2 separate regions of the Homo sapiens genome follow, and region 1 is linked to region 2. Evidence: read pairs that join two places in POLR2A ChIA-PET (ENCODE). Cell type or tissue: Panc1. All regions are shown on one strand.

Region 1 (8,000 bases), 270 kb before region 2:
TATTGGAAAAAAAAAAACACTTCACTGTTTATTTATTAATTAAGTTAAACTTAAAGCAACAAATATTTACAGAGAGCCAATAAATGTGGGTCACAGGCAGGGGCTACAAGGATACATAAGGTATGGTCCATGCCTTTGGAGATCTTACATTTCAACCCTCTATTCATTCAGCTAGTAGATGCTAGATGCCTTAAAACATTATCTGCCCCTCAAGGAGTTTAAGGTTAGGAGAAAAACAAATAAACAAATACAACACACCATGCGTGCTTTAGTGAACATATTTACTAGGTTCAATGAGTGCTCTAAGTCACCTGAAGTAGAAAATAAATCCAATTCATTTGCAAACAATGTAATTCAAGGCAGTAAGCATATAAAAGCCAGCAATAAAAAGCTGAGGGTAGGGTCTCAATATAGGAAGAATTTCTAAGAATTAAGTTATTCTGTCTTTAACTGAAAAAGATATAAGCACCAAGAGATACGTAAAATAATGATATTGGCTTATTTAGATATTGCTTTATAAAAACTTATTATATACGAAGCCACACGTGAAGATTAAATGTGTTAACAATATTACGTCAAAATAGTTCCCTTATTCAAATATGACTATGGTATTTGGTTTGCATAAATAATCATGATGCATTTCACATTTTTGAGCTATTATTTAAGCCATTTATAATGAATTATGGGCAATTATGCGGAGGAAATTTGTTTTTACTATAGTGTCTATTTCATTAGTTGCCTGGTTATTTGTACATACAAAAATGGAGAAAATATTTTATACTAATAATAAAGATTTGGAGAATCATAATATAAGAAAAGTATTTAAAACAGTCATCAGAAACAGGAAATGAGAACAAAAGCATGAGGAAAAATGAAGGAAAAAGAAAAGCCAAAAGACAAAGAAAGGGAGAAAAGAAGGTAAAAAAGGAAGGGGGTAAAAAAAGATAGGGGTAAAAAGTTAACAAGAATTAGTAACAACCAACATGAAGCCAGACCAATGTCCAAACTGTAGAAATACGGCTGTAGGCAGGCCACGTACGGTGGCTTAAGCCTGTAATCCTAGCACTTTGTGAGGTCAAGGCGGCGAATCACCTGAGGTCAGGAGTTCTAGACCATCCTGGCCAACACGGCGAAACCCCCTCTCTACTAAAAATACAAAAATTAGCCATGCGTGGTTGCACATGCCTGTAATCCCAGCTACTCAGGAGGCTGAGGCAGGAGAATTGCTTGAACCCAGGAAGCGAAGGTTGCAGTGAGCTGAGATTGAGCCGCTGCACTCCAGCCTGGGAGACAGAACAAGAGACTCCATCTCAAAAAAAAAAAAAAAAAAAAAAAAAAGAAGAAGAAAAGAAAAAAGAATATGGCTGTAAGCTCACATATAAGTTCTAAGTTCACATTGGCTGTGAGCTTACAAATATAACCTAATTCAACTCTTACCAAAACCTGAAGTCCAAAGAGGCTAAATACCAGTAGTAAAGAGCACAGCTACCACACCAGATCTTGGTTTCTAATACCATTCTCCAATAAAAAGAGCCAGGGCTCCTTGGAGAAATGACTGATCCTAAGACTGGGGCAGGAAATATACAAGATGAGCCTGCAGCGTCTTGTCAGGCCAGAAAGTAAGAAAATGCTCAAAAACAAACAAGCAAACTTCATACTGATGGGGATAAATCAAAGGAGCATAAGAGCCAACTGAAAGAGCTCCTAGTGGACAAAACTTTGAGCGTAAAGAGGACTTTTTAAAAAATTGACCATTAAAATAAACGAAGTAGTATTGCATTACAACTAAGAGTGTAAAATATCAATAAGTCCATACTGATAGAAATAAATGACTGAATAAATAAGTAAATGGGGGAGAACAGACAAATCTCTGTGCAGAAGAACTTCAAATACTTTACACAGATAATCTGCCATCAAGGAGAGTGAGCCTTAACTCTCCCAAGTGTGGGCTATGCAGTGATTTCCCTCCAAAGAGCACAGTATGGAGAGAAGGGGGAGAAAAGAGTAACTTTACCATGAGAACCCTGATCAGCACTAGCTCAGCCAGGTGATCAAGGTAAGCATTGACAGTAATAAATCATGTTGACAATATATACCCTTGAAAGGATGTGATGAGAATGACATTCTACTGCTGAGTTCTTCCTTGCAAGAACACAAAAACCCAGTATAATCACGAGAAAAAAACATAATGTAAATTCCAATAAAGGGGCATCCTACAAAATACCTAACCAGTAATCTCTAAAACTGTCAAGGTCATTTATTTAAAAGTCTGGGAAACCGTCACAGTCAAGAGGAGTCACAGGAGATATGACAGCTAAATATAATGTGGTATCCTGGCTGGGATATTGAAAGAGAAAAAAGTCATTAGGTAAACACTAAGAAAATATGAATAAAGTATTACCTTAATTTAAAATAACATATCCATATTGGTTCATTAATTATAACAAATGTACTATACTAATGTAAGATGTTAATAGGGGAAACTGGGTGCAGGGTTTATGGGAATTTACTGCACTATCTTCTCAATTTTTCCATAAATCTAAAATTGTTCTAAAACTGAAAAGGCTTTTTTTTTGTTTTTTTTGAGATGGAGTCTCACTCTGTTGCCAAGGCTACAGTGCAGTGGCACGATCTCCGCTCACTGCAACCTCCACCTCCCGGGTTCGAGCGATTCTCCTTCCTCAGCCTGGGCAGAACTTCAAATACTTTATATGTATAATCTGCCATCAAGAAGAGTGAGCATAACTCTCCCAAGTCTGAGCTATGCAGTGATTTCCCTCCAAAGAGCACAGTATGGAAAGAAGGGGGAAAAAAAGAGTAACTTCACCATGACAACCTTGATCAGCACTAGCTCGGCCAGGTGAGGCAGTAACTGGGATTACAGGCATGCACCACCACACCCGGCTAATTTTGTATTTTTAGTAGAGATAGGGTTTCACCATGTTGGCCAGGCTAGGTCTTGAACTCCTTCCCTCATGATCCGCCCGCCTCAGACTCCCAAAGTGCTGGGGCATGAGCTACAGTGCCCCGCTGAAGTTTATTTAAAAATACAAAAAGGGGCCAGGAGTGGTGGCTCACATCTGTAATCCCAGCATTTTGGGAGGCTGAGGTGGGCAAACACTTGAGGCCAGGAGTTCAAGACCAGCCTGGACAACATAGCAAAACCCCATCTCTACTAAAAATACAAAAATTAGCCAGGCACAGTGGCACACACCAGTAGACCCAGCTACTCAGGAGGCTGAGGCAGGAGAATCACTTGAACCAAGGAGATGGAAGCTGCGGTGAGCCAAGATCACGCCACTGCACTCCAGCTTGGGAGACTGAGCGAGACCCTGTCTCAAAAAAAAAAAAAAAAAAAAAATTAGCTGGGCATGGTGGCGCACACCTGTAGTCCCAGCTACTGGGGAGGCTGAGGCACAAGAATCGCTTTAACCCAGGAGGTGGAGGTTGCAGCGAGCCAAGATTGTTGGGCAACACAGCGAAGACTCTGACTCCAAAAAAAAAAAAAGGAATGAAGTATTGATACATGCCACAACATGGATGACCTTGCAGACATTTTGCTAAGTTAAAGAAGCCAGTCACAAAGACCATATATTGTATAATTCCATTTATGTGAAATGTAATTAGCAAGTACTGGGGCATGGGGGGGTTAGGGGTAAATGGAGAGTAACTGCTAATGGTCACAGGAGTTCCTTTGGGGATGACAAAAATGTTCTAAAATGAACTGTGGTGATGAGTGAACAATTTTGTGAATACAGTTCTCCTTGGTATACACGGGAATTGGTTCCAGGACTCATCTCTAGATTGCTTTTAATATCCAATACAACGTAAATGCTATGTAAATAGTTGTTATACAATTGTGTAACATGTATTGTTTAGGGAATAATGACAAGAAAAAAGTCTGTACATGCTCAGGACAAATGCTTTTTTTTTTCCAAATATTTTCAATCCAGTGTTGGCTGACTCCATGGATATGGAACCCAGACATGAAGGGCAGGCTGTATACTAGAAACCACTAATTTGTATACTTAAATGATACATCATATGGTATGTGAATTATCTCTTAATAAAGCTGCTTAAAACCAAAAAGATTAAGTGACAAATCCACAGTCACCTGGTCAGTGAGTGTGCTGGAACTAGCTGACTCACATCAGCTGAAGAGAGTTGACTGCTAAATGTTCAGAAGTTTTTGTAAGCTGGTTGTGAAAAAATCATCAATAAAAATTAAATCATATAAATGCACAAATTATATTAAAAGCATAGGTAATAAATACTCAAAACTTATCACTTCCCAATTACTGTATTACATTTTACTATTAACTATATGCTCCTGAGGCTATCTGTCTATTGTATCTGTATGATGGAAACAACATATAATGGTGTGGGTACTGCACATCTTTTTCTAATTCTGTGTTCAGTGACTGCACATTGGTAACTTGAAATCAGTCATAGCAGTAGCATTTATCACACAGAAGTCTGCAAATGAAGGCTTGACTGTTGTTCTGTTAACTGCTAAAAAAGAGATGAAGAAATTGTTAATAATGCAGGTAAATCTTAAAAATATGTTCTGTCTAAAGCTGTTAGTTGCATTGCGAATAGCACAAAAAGTTGAGAAAATATTCTTCTAGTATTCAATTCAGCAAAGAAGTCATTCATGTCATTGAAGAACATATGAAGTTCTGATATACCTCTTATTACACTTACTTATTAACATAAAGGAAATTCTAAACTAACATTCATGTCAGAACTATACTTCTTCAGCAAATACAACCCTAAGTTAGTTACAGATGGATACAGAGTTTGGCAAAAATGAACAGAAGCATTTTGGAGCTATATGAAATCTATAAGAAAGCGTATCATAAACGTTATAATTATTTATAAAATAATACATATTCCTTAATATCAGTAAAATCTATAATAGTGTAAATGTGTGTACATTTCCCATTGTTTGGGAGAGCCAGTCACTAAACATTTGTATACACACCCCAGTAATAGAGCTGAGACTAGAATTCATACGTGCTTGACCTATTCGTTCATCATAATTTTCACTAATCCCATATACCTCTATTATGACCTTAATGTTTTTTTAATAGCTTTGGTTACATTATGAAACATTACAATTCAAAGTAAAGTGCTTTTGAGAAAGAAGTAAAATTTTTAAATCTTAATTTTATAAAGTTAAATTATAATTTGATGATGATCTCTAAAACTACCCAGTACTTAGGATGTTGTTGTTAACAATCCAACATGACTGAGCAGAATCAATGACCAACCACATAGGGACAGACGGGAAGGCAGCAGTTTCTGTTCTCACAGAGGTTCAGCTTTAACTCAGAGGGAGGGAGGAAGGAGAGACATATAAACAACTTTAATTCAAGACTCAGAGAAACATCTTACAAAAGAGATTTAGAATAGAATAACAGAATCAAGAAGAAAAAAACACAGAACATAATAGAAGAAAATCAAGACAGGCTCAAATTATTCCCAATAACAGCACTGTTTGCTTTCAGCTGTGGCTTCCCCTATAATTACTGAAGTTAACAAATTGGTAGGAATTGTTTGATTGCATCAAATTCGATAAAGAGCTTAAGTTAAACCCTCCAGGACTAAAATAGAGTGCCACTATGTTTATTCATGTATAGATACTATTTTGAAATCAACTTCATGCTAAGCCTTAAAGATTGTTTTAAAAACAAAGAAGCTTCTTTACCTTCTGGTTCCAGCAATCTGGGGATTTTTAATTCTTGTTCTGCAATTCTGAAGGCCTCTCTCAGATTGTCTTTGTTGGATCTATGCTTCACACTCTTCATGTCAATTAGGTCTGGTCGCAAGGCATGAATGATGGCCAAAAAAGCCATCCCATTTCTCCAACTTGACTTAAAATCGGTCACATTGACAGACTCATAGCTATCATAAAAAGACAAAAACATGACAAATACCATTAAAAAGAACGTAACACCCCCCTCCACTATATTCAATAGTAATTAAAATTTGGCAAATCAAGTAAATTAGATACATCATGCTAGATAAAATTTTTTATCTTGTGACCAAATTAAAGGAAAATGCCAAGTTTGATGAAACTCAAAATACCACAGAACACTGATTCTCAAAATTTGTTTCCTGAGCCAGCAGCATCAGTATCACATGGGGTGCAGGTGTTAGAAATGTAAATTCTCAGGCCGAATCCCATACCTACTGAATCAAACTCTGGAGGTGGGCCTGAAATCTGTGCCTTTAAAAGCCCTCCAGGAGATAATGATATTCACTCAAGATTGATGCCCTTCATTACCAAATCTGTTGGCTTAAGTCTGCCTTTAAACTTCTACATACAGGGAAGGTCAAGGTTCCTAACTAGAGGAAATGATTTCCTTTTTCAGTGGGACAAATTAAATGATACATTGTGTGTAATTAATGGCCAGTAGCTCACTAGATAGATAGACCTTGTCACTCCTCTGCTTAAAACCCATCATGACAGATGAATGGATAAACAAAATGTGGTATATACATACAATGAATATTATTCATCCTTAAAAAGAAGGGAAATTCTGGCTGGGGACGTTGGCACATGCCTGCAATCCCAGCACTTTGGGAGGCTGAGGCGGGAGGATCACTTGACAATGGGAGATTGAAGCTGCAGTGAGCTACAATCGCACCACTGCACTCCAGCCTGGGTGACAGAATGAGACTGCCTCAAAAAAAAAGGAGGGAAATTCTGACACATGCTACAACATGAAGGAACCTTAAAAACCATGCCAAGTGAAATAAGCCAGTCACAAAAGGACAAATACCACATGACTCCACTCATATGAGGTATGTAGAGTAGTCAAATTCATAGAGAAGTAGAATGGTCATTGCCAGAGGCCAGGGTTTGGGGGATGATGGGGAGTTCTAGTTTAACAGGTACAGTTTCGCAAAAGGAAAAAAGTTCTGGTGACAGAGAGTGGTGATGGTTACACAACAATATGAATGTAGTTAGTGCCACTGAACTGTACACTTAAAAATGGTCAAAGTGGCAGATTTTAAGTTATGTATATTTTATCACAATAATATCTACATCTATCTATCTATCTATCTATCTATCTCTCTCTCTCTCTATCTATCTATTTATCAATCAACATCATTAGCTAGCCATTGTATTTAGAATAACATCTCTCACCCTGGTCCACAGACCCTAAGTGATTTGGCCCCTGCCTGCTTCTCTCATCTTTGTATCTCCCCTCTCTTACAGAGTTGCAGTCACACCAGCCTTGTTCCTGTTTCTCAAAGCCACCCTCCTAGTCACTGTCCTTGGACGCTCCTTCTCACAGATCTTCATAAAGCCTCCCACTTGAGGAGTCAGCTTAAAGTCTCTCCGCAGCAAAGCCCTGCCTTACCACCTGCACTAAAGGAGACACTCTCCCTGCCCTCAACCTTCTTGACCATAAAAAAAGTCCTTCCTAATCTGCTTGCCAACTGTAATTATCATATTTCTTCATGATAATTCCTGCTTTCCCCATCAGGATGCAAGCCTTTGAGAGCAAGGGCTTTGCCCTTCTTGTTCACCACTGTAGACTCATTCCCCAAACAATGCCTGGCATATCACCAGGGCTTAAGACACATATTTTTAAAAAAATCACTCCATCACTATTCTGTGCTTCATAAGGGATCAGGGAAAGTCTTGCAAAAGAGTACAGTTGTCTGCAACACTTGGGATATATTCTAGAACAACTATAGTGTCCTTTCATATCCCACAAAAAGCATGAAAAAATTCAAGAGACTATTTTAAGGTCTGAATCAAATGATAAAAGCTACTCAGGAAATAGTCTGCTCCAGATGACCTGGGTTTTCCTGTTTACTTACGGGAAAAAAAGCTTAAAACTATGACTGTAATAAACTACATAGCAGTCAGTGATTTTTGTGTTGTCTAACAAATATGTTTGTGGTATCTACTTCATCCAGAAACTGTTCTAAATGCTTTAAAAAAAATTCTTATGCATATAACAACCTATGACATATTACTG
Region 2 (8,000 bases):
TGAAAAGTACAAAGTTTAGAATATATACACTTTAGCATATAACATGAAATTCTAAATCACTCATGAAATTTAAGATAAAAAGTAAAGCAACAGCTTTTATTTTTGTAGCCAAAATCCTATGGGTATTTACCAAGACTTGTGCCTTTAATTACAAGGTAGGGAAGTAAGGGTAAGATAGCAAACAAAGGGAATGTAACCTCATAAGGTGAAGTTATTTTGGCAATTTGGGCTCTGAAATATGAAGAATTGGCCAGGTGCAGTGGCTTACGCCTGTAATCCCAACACTTCGGGAGGCCGAGGCGGGTGGATCACTTGAGCCCAGGATATCTGGATCAACCTGGGCAACATGGCAAAACCCTGTCTTTATAAAAAAAAATACAAGAAGTTAGCCAGGTGTGGTGGTGTGTGCCTGTGGTCCCAGCTACTTGGGAGGTGGGAGGATTGCTTGAGCCCAGGAAGTCGAGGCTGTGGTGAGCCATGATCTCCCCTCCAGCCTAGGCCATGGCCATACAGTGAGATCCTCTCTCAAAAAAAGAAATATGAAGAATAGAGGTTTGACAGTCACATCATTTGAGATCTCCTTATCCAAATGCATGGTCAGAGTTTGAGTCACTTGTGGAATCTTTGAGTAACTGAAATAAAATCCAGTTGATCAGAATTCTTTGGTAATTTTTAGTATGTATCAGTGAGTTTTCTCGGAAGACATCCTGTTCAAAAAAAAAGTGTTGAGGCTGGATGTGGTGGATAATGCCTATAATTCCAACACTTTGGGAAGCTGAGGTGGGTGAATCACTTGAGCCCAGGAGTTCAAGACCAGCCTGAGCAACATAGGGAAAGCCTGTCTCTACAAAAAAATACAAAATATTAGCCAGGCCTGGTGGCTTGCGCCTGTAGTCCCAGCTACTTGGGAAGCTGAGGTGGGAGGATCAATTGAGCCCAGGGGGTTGAGGCTTCAGTGAGCTATGACCACGCCACTACACTACAGGCTGAATGACACGGCAAGACCTGTCTCCAAAAAAAAAAAAGGAAGTTGAACATTTAGTTTCTCTTCACTCCCAATATTTAATTTCTGATTCTCAAAATGTTAATTTTTATAACAACTGTGTCAAGTACCTTCAATGTAAGAGGTTAAATAAGCAGCTGTGTGACCTTACTCCAGTTTTCATTATTTAAAAACTGGTTGATTAAGGTAACCATAAATTTCCATCAAATTTGCACACTTTTGAAAGGGAAAAAGGTGCTTTTAATACCTGTCCTGGGGACAAGAGCAAAATGGGACTTTTCGAGGCAAGCTGTTTCATATTGGTTGTTATGGTTAAATGTGACAATAATTGTAAAGTATTGAAGCAGTGTTTTTAGTACGGAAAGTTATTATTCTCCAAAAATGTCTTAGGCCTGGTTCAATAAATTATATATCATCTGCTTCTCTTATAGAGCTCTTGTCAGGCAGGATTATGTAGTCAATGTGATGAGTCTAAAGAATACCTTAACTCTTTTTCTTTCTTCCTTTCTTCTTTTTTTTTCTTTCTCTTTTTGTTTTTTATTTTTATTTTTAAAGAATTACCTTAACTGTCTTAATTTAACTAACCAAACATTTATTTCCTGCTTACTTATTTTTCATGCACTGAAAATATATGTATAAATAAGGTAAAGTCTTTGCCTTTGAGTAGTCATTGTCTAAATATGCAGTATGTAATAAAACAGTGTAATGCAATTGTTTTCAACCAGGGTGTACATCAGAATCACTGGGGAGATTTTTAAAAAATACTGATGCCCTACCCCCACTTCAGTTCAATCATAATCTCTGAATATTGTCCCAGGCATCAGTATTTTTATCAAGTTCTCCACTTGATTTTAATCTACAGCAAGGGTTATGAACTTTTGGTTTCCTGGAGAAACAGACAAGCAAAGAATGGAAAACAGTCATAGCAGGTATGTGGAGGATGCAGTGGAATCAAAGAAGAGAAAATTTCTTATTACAGGGTAGGAGAAGAAAGTTTATGGAGGAGGTAGATGCCTGAGGAGAATCTCAAAGAATATATAATAGTTTGCCTGAAATATAGGTAGGAAAGATAATTCTAAGACAAGAAGAAATAGTCTATAAATTCATTTTGGGATCTGGCATTAAATGAAACTTAATGATAGACAAAACTCAGTTATGAAATGCTTTATATGTCCTTCTAAGAGTTGGAATGCACACATGATATTTATTGCCTTAGTTGACACTTTCCTAAACATTTTGTTAATTGATCACCTCTCAGCCTTTTGGCTAAGATCGAGCGTAAACATTTTGTTAATTGATTGTGTAATATCTTTCCTTGACCTGTTATAAAAGGAATCACTTATTTAAATAAAGAGAATACAATTATAATTTTAAGCAACTTTATTTACTTACTATTGTACAATAGGAGACTATCAGCCAAACTATGTTTTATATCTAAATAAAATTTTTAAAATGTTTTTCATGGCTGGGCATGGTGGCTTACACCTGTAACCCCAGCACTTTGGGAGGCCAAGGTGGACAGATTACCTGAGGTCAGGAGTTCGAGACCAGCCTGCCCAACATGGTGAAACCCTGTCTGTACTAAAAATACAAAAATTAGCTGAGTGTGGTTGGTGGCGCACACCTGTAACCCCAGCTACTTGGGAGGCTGAGACAGGAGAATTGCTTGAAGCCAGGAGGTAGAGGCTGCAGTGAGCTTAGATGGTGCCACTGTACTCCATCCCGGGGAACAGAGTGACACTCAGTCTCATATAAATAAATAAATAAAATATTTTCTTATATCTATCATGTAGTACATCATTTAAAGAGAGGAAAGATATTCATTTACAAGTAATTTGGTAGATTCTGCTAGACAAAACAAATTCATGTGAAGGATTTGTTTATTCATTCATTCATCCATCCAAAAAATATTTGAGGTTGAACAAAACATAGTCTATTTCCCTACCATTTTATAGTTGAATGTTCAACTGTATTCTTTTTCATAATTATCTGTATCTTCTTCTCCAGCTATTCTTATATTCCAAAGTGTTCCGATTTGGAGTTATATCTCTTTTAGAACAATGGCTTCAAGCACTGCAACTGCGGACCCTGTCATTTCATGACACAATTTTTATTGCATAGAAAAGAAATAGCCCAGCCGGTCACAGTGGCTCACAGCTGTAATCCCAACACTGTGGGAGGCTGAGGCAGGTGGATTGCTTGAGCTCAGAAGTTGGAAACCAGCCTTGGCAACATGACAAAACCTTGTCTACAAAAAATACAAAACTTAGCCTAGCTGGGCATGGTGATGCACGCTTGTAGTCCCAGTTACTCAGGAGGCTGAAGTGGGGAGGACAACTTGAGGTGGAGGTTGCAGTGAGCTGAGATTGTGCCACCAAAGTCCAGCCTGGGCGACAAACAAAACAAAACAAAAAACAGAGAAGCATTCAAGTTCAACCGTAATCAATTAACTAATCCAAAACCCAAAAACAGCTTAAATGACCATAAGTGGGAAAACCAATAAATTGTATAATGATGCAGCAGAATATTACATGATTGTGAAAGTGAATGACCGATAACTACATATAATATAATGAATGAATCTTAATGTTAAGTGTAAAAAGCAGTTCAAAAGAGACTGCTGTAACATTTTAGCAAAGCTCAGAAAGAAGCAAAACTAGATAATTTTTTTTTTTTTTTTTGAGACAGAGTCTTGCTCTGTCACCAAGGCTAGAGTGCAGTGGCGTAATTTCAGCTCACTGCAACCTCCACCTCCGGGGTTCTAAGCGATTCTCCTGCCTCAGCTTCCAGAGCAGCTGGGATTACAGGCATGTGCCACCACACCCGGCTAATTTTGTATTTTTAATAGAGATAGGGTTTCACCATGTTGGCCAGGCCGGTCTCGAACTCCTGACCTCAGGTGATCCTCCCACCTTGGCCTCCCAAAGTGCTGGGATTACAGGCATGAGCCACCACCCCCGGGCCAAACTAGATAATATTTTGCTTGAAGATATGTGGTAAAACGATTTGAAAAAATAGGTATTTATGGCCAGGCCCGGTGGCTGATACCTGTAATCCTAGCTCTTTGGGAGGCCAAGGTAGGTGGATCACTTGAGCCCAGGAGTTCAAGACCAGTCTGGGCAACCTGGTGAAACCTGGTATCTACAAACAAAACAAAACAAACAAACAAAAAATCCCAGGTATTTATGAAGCCAAAATTCATGCTTGCAAATTGCCTCCAGGGAGGAATGCAGAGTGATAGGTTGAGAAACAGCACAACAGTAGATTTGACAATTCTTGTAATATTATAGTTCTTTTGTTGGGAAGTGATTTCATAGATATGAATTTTATAGTTTCATATATACTGTACATGTATTTTGCTATGTATCAAATCCTATATAATAAAAAATTTTAAGACAGAAACATCAAGCAACTAGTCTGTTGCTTAACTGTATTGAATATTGTTAAGAAATGACCTGGCCAGATGCAGTGGCTCACGCCTGTAATCCCAGCACTTTGGGAGACTGAGGCGGGAGGATCACGAGGTCAGGAGATAGAGACCATCCTGGCTAACACGGTGAAACCCCGTCTCTACTAAAAATACAAAAAATTAGTCGGGCATGGTGGCGGGCGCCTGTAGTCCCAGCTACTCGGGAGGCCGAGGCAGGAGAATGGCGTGAACCTGGGAGGCGGAGGTTGCAGAGAGCTGAGATCACGCCACTGCATTCCAGCCTGGGCAACAGAGCGAGACTCCATCTCAAAAAAAAAAAAAAGAAAAAAAAAAGAAATGACGGTTGTTTTTGAAGACCTCTAGTATCCATGAAAAAAGTGGTTTCAGTGTAGTGGTGAGTTTAGAGAAAAATCAGAGGTGAGGAAGTGGAGACAGTGAATATAAACATTGATAAGTTTTTCAGTAATAGTAGATCATAGGGTTTTGTTTTGTTGTAAGGTAGAAATACGGAACATTTTTGTATGTTGTCAGGAATGATTCAGAAAGTTATTTAATAGCTTTGTTTCCTCAAGTAAACCATCTTCTATCAAGTCTACACAATTGCTCCTACCTAAAACTAGGAACCGTCTCTGATTCCTCTCTTTCTTCTTGCTGTTTCTCACATTCAATCCATCATCAAGTTACAGTTGTCAATTCTTTTAAAATTTTTTTTTTTTTTTTTTTTTTTTTTTTGAGACAGAGTCTTGCTCTGTCACCCAGGCTGGAGTGCAATGGCGCCATCTCGGTTCACTGCAACCTCGGCCTCCCGGGTTCAGGCAGTTCTCCTGCCTCAGCCTCCTGAGTAGCTGGGATTACAAACGCGTACCACCATGCCCGGCTAATTTTTGTATGTATGTATGTACTTATTTATTTATTTATTTTTGAGTTGGAGTTTCACTCTTGTTGCCCAGGCTGGAGTGCAATGGTGCGATCTTGACTCACCCCAAACTCTGCCTCCCGGGTTCAAGCGATTCTCCTGTCTCAGCCTCCCAAGTAGTTGGGATTATCGGTGTGTGCCACCACACACAGCTAATTTTCTTTTGTATTTCTAGTAGAGACAGGGTTTCACCATGTTGGCCAGGCTGGTCTTGAACTCTTGACCTCAGGTGATCCACCCGCCTCGGCCTCTGAAAGTGCTGGGATTACAGGTGTGAGCCACTGCACCTGACCTCACTTTTTATTCTTAAGAGACGAAGTCTCCCTGTGTTGCCCAGCCTGGTCTCCAACTCCTGGGCTCAAGCAGTTTCGACAAAGTGTTGGGATTATAGGCATGAGCCACTGCACCCAGCTCCTATCACTTTTGAAATAAAATCTACTCTCTTACCTAGCCTACAAAAGCCTTTGCACTTGATATTCCCTCTACCTGGTACACATTTCCTCTGCCTCTAAATATAGGCTCCCTTTAGAATCAGATCTGTGCTCAACTGTCACCACCCTCAGACAGGCTTCCTTAATCAATCAGTACTCTAATCGGGTCCTTCATCATACTATTCTGTTGTCCTGTTTTAGTTTCTTCATAAGATTCATAACAATCTGAAATTGTAATATTTATCTGCTTTCTTATGTGGTTATCAACAGTCTTGCTCTGTTACTCGGGCTGGAGTGCAATGGCATGATCTTGGCTCACTGCAACCTCCACTTCCTGGGTTCAAGCGATTCTCATGCCTCCATCCCCAAGTAGCTGGGATCACAGGCTGGAGCCACCATACCTGGCTAATTTTTGCATTTTTAGTAGAGACAGGGATTCACTATGTTACCCAGGCTGGTCTTGAACTCCTGGCCTCAAGTGAACCACCCACCTCAGCCTCCCAAAGGGATGGGATTACAGACATGAGCTACCTTGCCCAGCCACATTCTTGTCATTTTTTAAAGCAATGTATCCTCAACCCCTAAAATAGGGGTTGGCACTCATAAATATTTGTTCAATGAATGAATGAATGAGAAAAGAAAATTACCTAGGATGTATATCCTGTGTGGTCATGGAGATAATTACATACATAAACATATGAAAATGAAAACCATTTCTTTGAATAATAAGTGTACTTTTCCCCAGAAATCAAAACTACACAATTTTAGCATAATTTGTTGTTCAGAATTTGAATGTAAATTTGTGGATATTATATATGTAGTTAATTTATAAAAGGGTAGAATTATGAAAATATAAATCCTTTTATTATTAATACAGCTTTTAGTGCCTCTTATATGGTCAGTTAATAAAGTTTACTTTGAGAATTTGACAACTTTAAAAAATTTATGTATATTCAACATTTGAAATGTCAAATATAAATTATTTTTTAAATGCCAAAAATATTCAGTATTATACTAAACAACGATACTTTTATCTTTTCCTAGGATATTATTGCTGGATTCCTATATACCATTTTAATCTTAGCTGTCTTCTATCCATTTGTGGACCTGATTGACAACTTCAACCAAACTCACAAATATGCTCCATTCATCATCATCGGGCTTCATTTAGCTTTGGGGATCTTTTCTTTCACTCTTGACACCTGGAGCACATCCCGAGGAGACACAGCCGAGATACTAGGAAGTGGTGCTGGAATTGCATGTGGATCTCATGTTACTTATAACATGGGTCTAGTATTAGATCCTTCTCTAGATACATTACCTTTAGCTGGGCCCCCCATTACTGTGACTCTGTTTGGAAAAGCCATATTGCGGATCCTCATAGGGATGGTATTTGTACTAATAATCAGAGATGTAATGAAAAAGATCACCATTCCTTTAGCCTGCAAAATCTTCAATATACCGTGTGATGATATTCGAAAAGCAAGACAGCACATGGAAGTTGAACTTCCTTATCGGTATATTACCTATGGAATGGTTGGTTTCTCCATCACATTTTTTGTTCCTTACATATTTTTCTTTATTGGTATCTCTTGATGGAGAAGTATTGTTTATGATAAGAAAGGAGGGTATCAGTTACTGATACCCAAAAATATATTCCAGGTAAAGCCAGGTCAGAATTAGGCTTTTGCAGGAATTTAACTTAAATAATTATTTAAGTAAATTCATAAGAGTCAGTGCATTTTATCATTGCACATCCAGATACTGTTTTAGGTGAGCTGAGCTATTTCGTTACTGAGAAAATGATAAGTATCCATTTAGAATGTTCATGTAATGTTTGGAGAGTTTTGTATTATGGATTCAACTTATATATAATATATATAAGGTACATAATATGCAATTATATATCTGATATATATTATATATAAAATAATATACCTAAGTGTTTTTTTAAACTATGGGAGTGTATTATAAAATCAATAATAATATGCAAACAGTTGTGCCTGTGTATTTGAACTACATACAGGTATGTTGTTATTAACAGATATATTTAACATTTATTTACTATGGGAGCCATTTCCTAATTGAATTGCGTAATTACTAGACCAGAATGCATATGCTACTATACATTGATTTACTGCCTGTTTTTACACTGCCATTACCTTTCATGTTATCCATGATGTTGAACATGGGAGGCATTTTTAATGGACCAAATTTTTA

What was found. Peaks named below come from ENCODE experiments on the same cell type or tissue, not always from the same donor. Only the 100,000 strongest peaks of a DNase experiment are listed, where the experiment ranks them.
Region 1: POLR2A ChIA-PET joins it to region 2 with 13 read pairs; 3 of 35 experiments call an interaction of 5 or more read pairs at or near these places.

The regions. Positions count from the first base shown.
Region 1 is chr14:63,952,626-63,960,625 of GRCh38, reverse strand. SYNE2 (spectrin repeat containing nuclear envelope protein 2) reads right to left here. Exons shown (of 116, transcript NM_182914.3): 8 at 5,711-5,907. Among named protein-coding and RNA genes, the nearest start is that of SYNE2, 100 kb to the right of the region's middle. In Panc1, no CTCF peak of the experiment used is centred here; no DNase peak of the experiment used is centred here.
Region 2 is chr14:63,685,481-63,693,480 of GRCh38, reverse strand. SGPP1 (sphingosine-1-phosphate phosphatase 1) reads left to right here. Exons shown (of 3, transcript NM_030791.4): 3 at 6,825-8,000. The coding sequence ends at 7,376. It overlaps LOC124903327 (a long non-coding RNA gene), which reads right to left and starts at 3,206. Exons shown (of 2, transcript XR_007064204.1): 1 at 2,949-3,206. In Panc1, no CTCF peak of the experiment used is centred here; no DNase peak of the experiment used is centred here.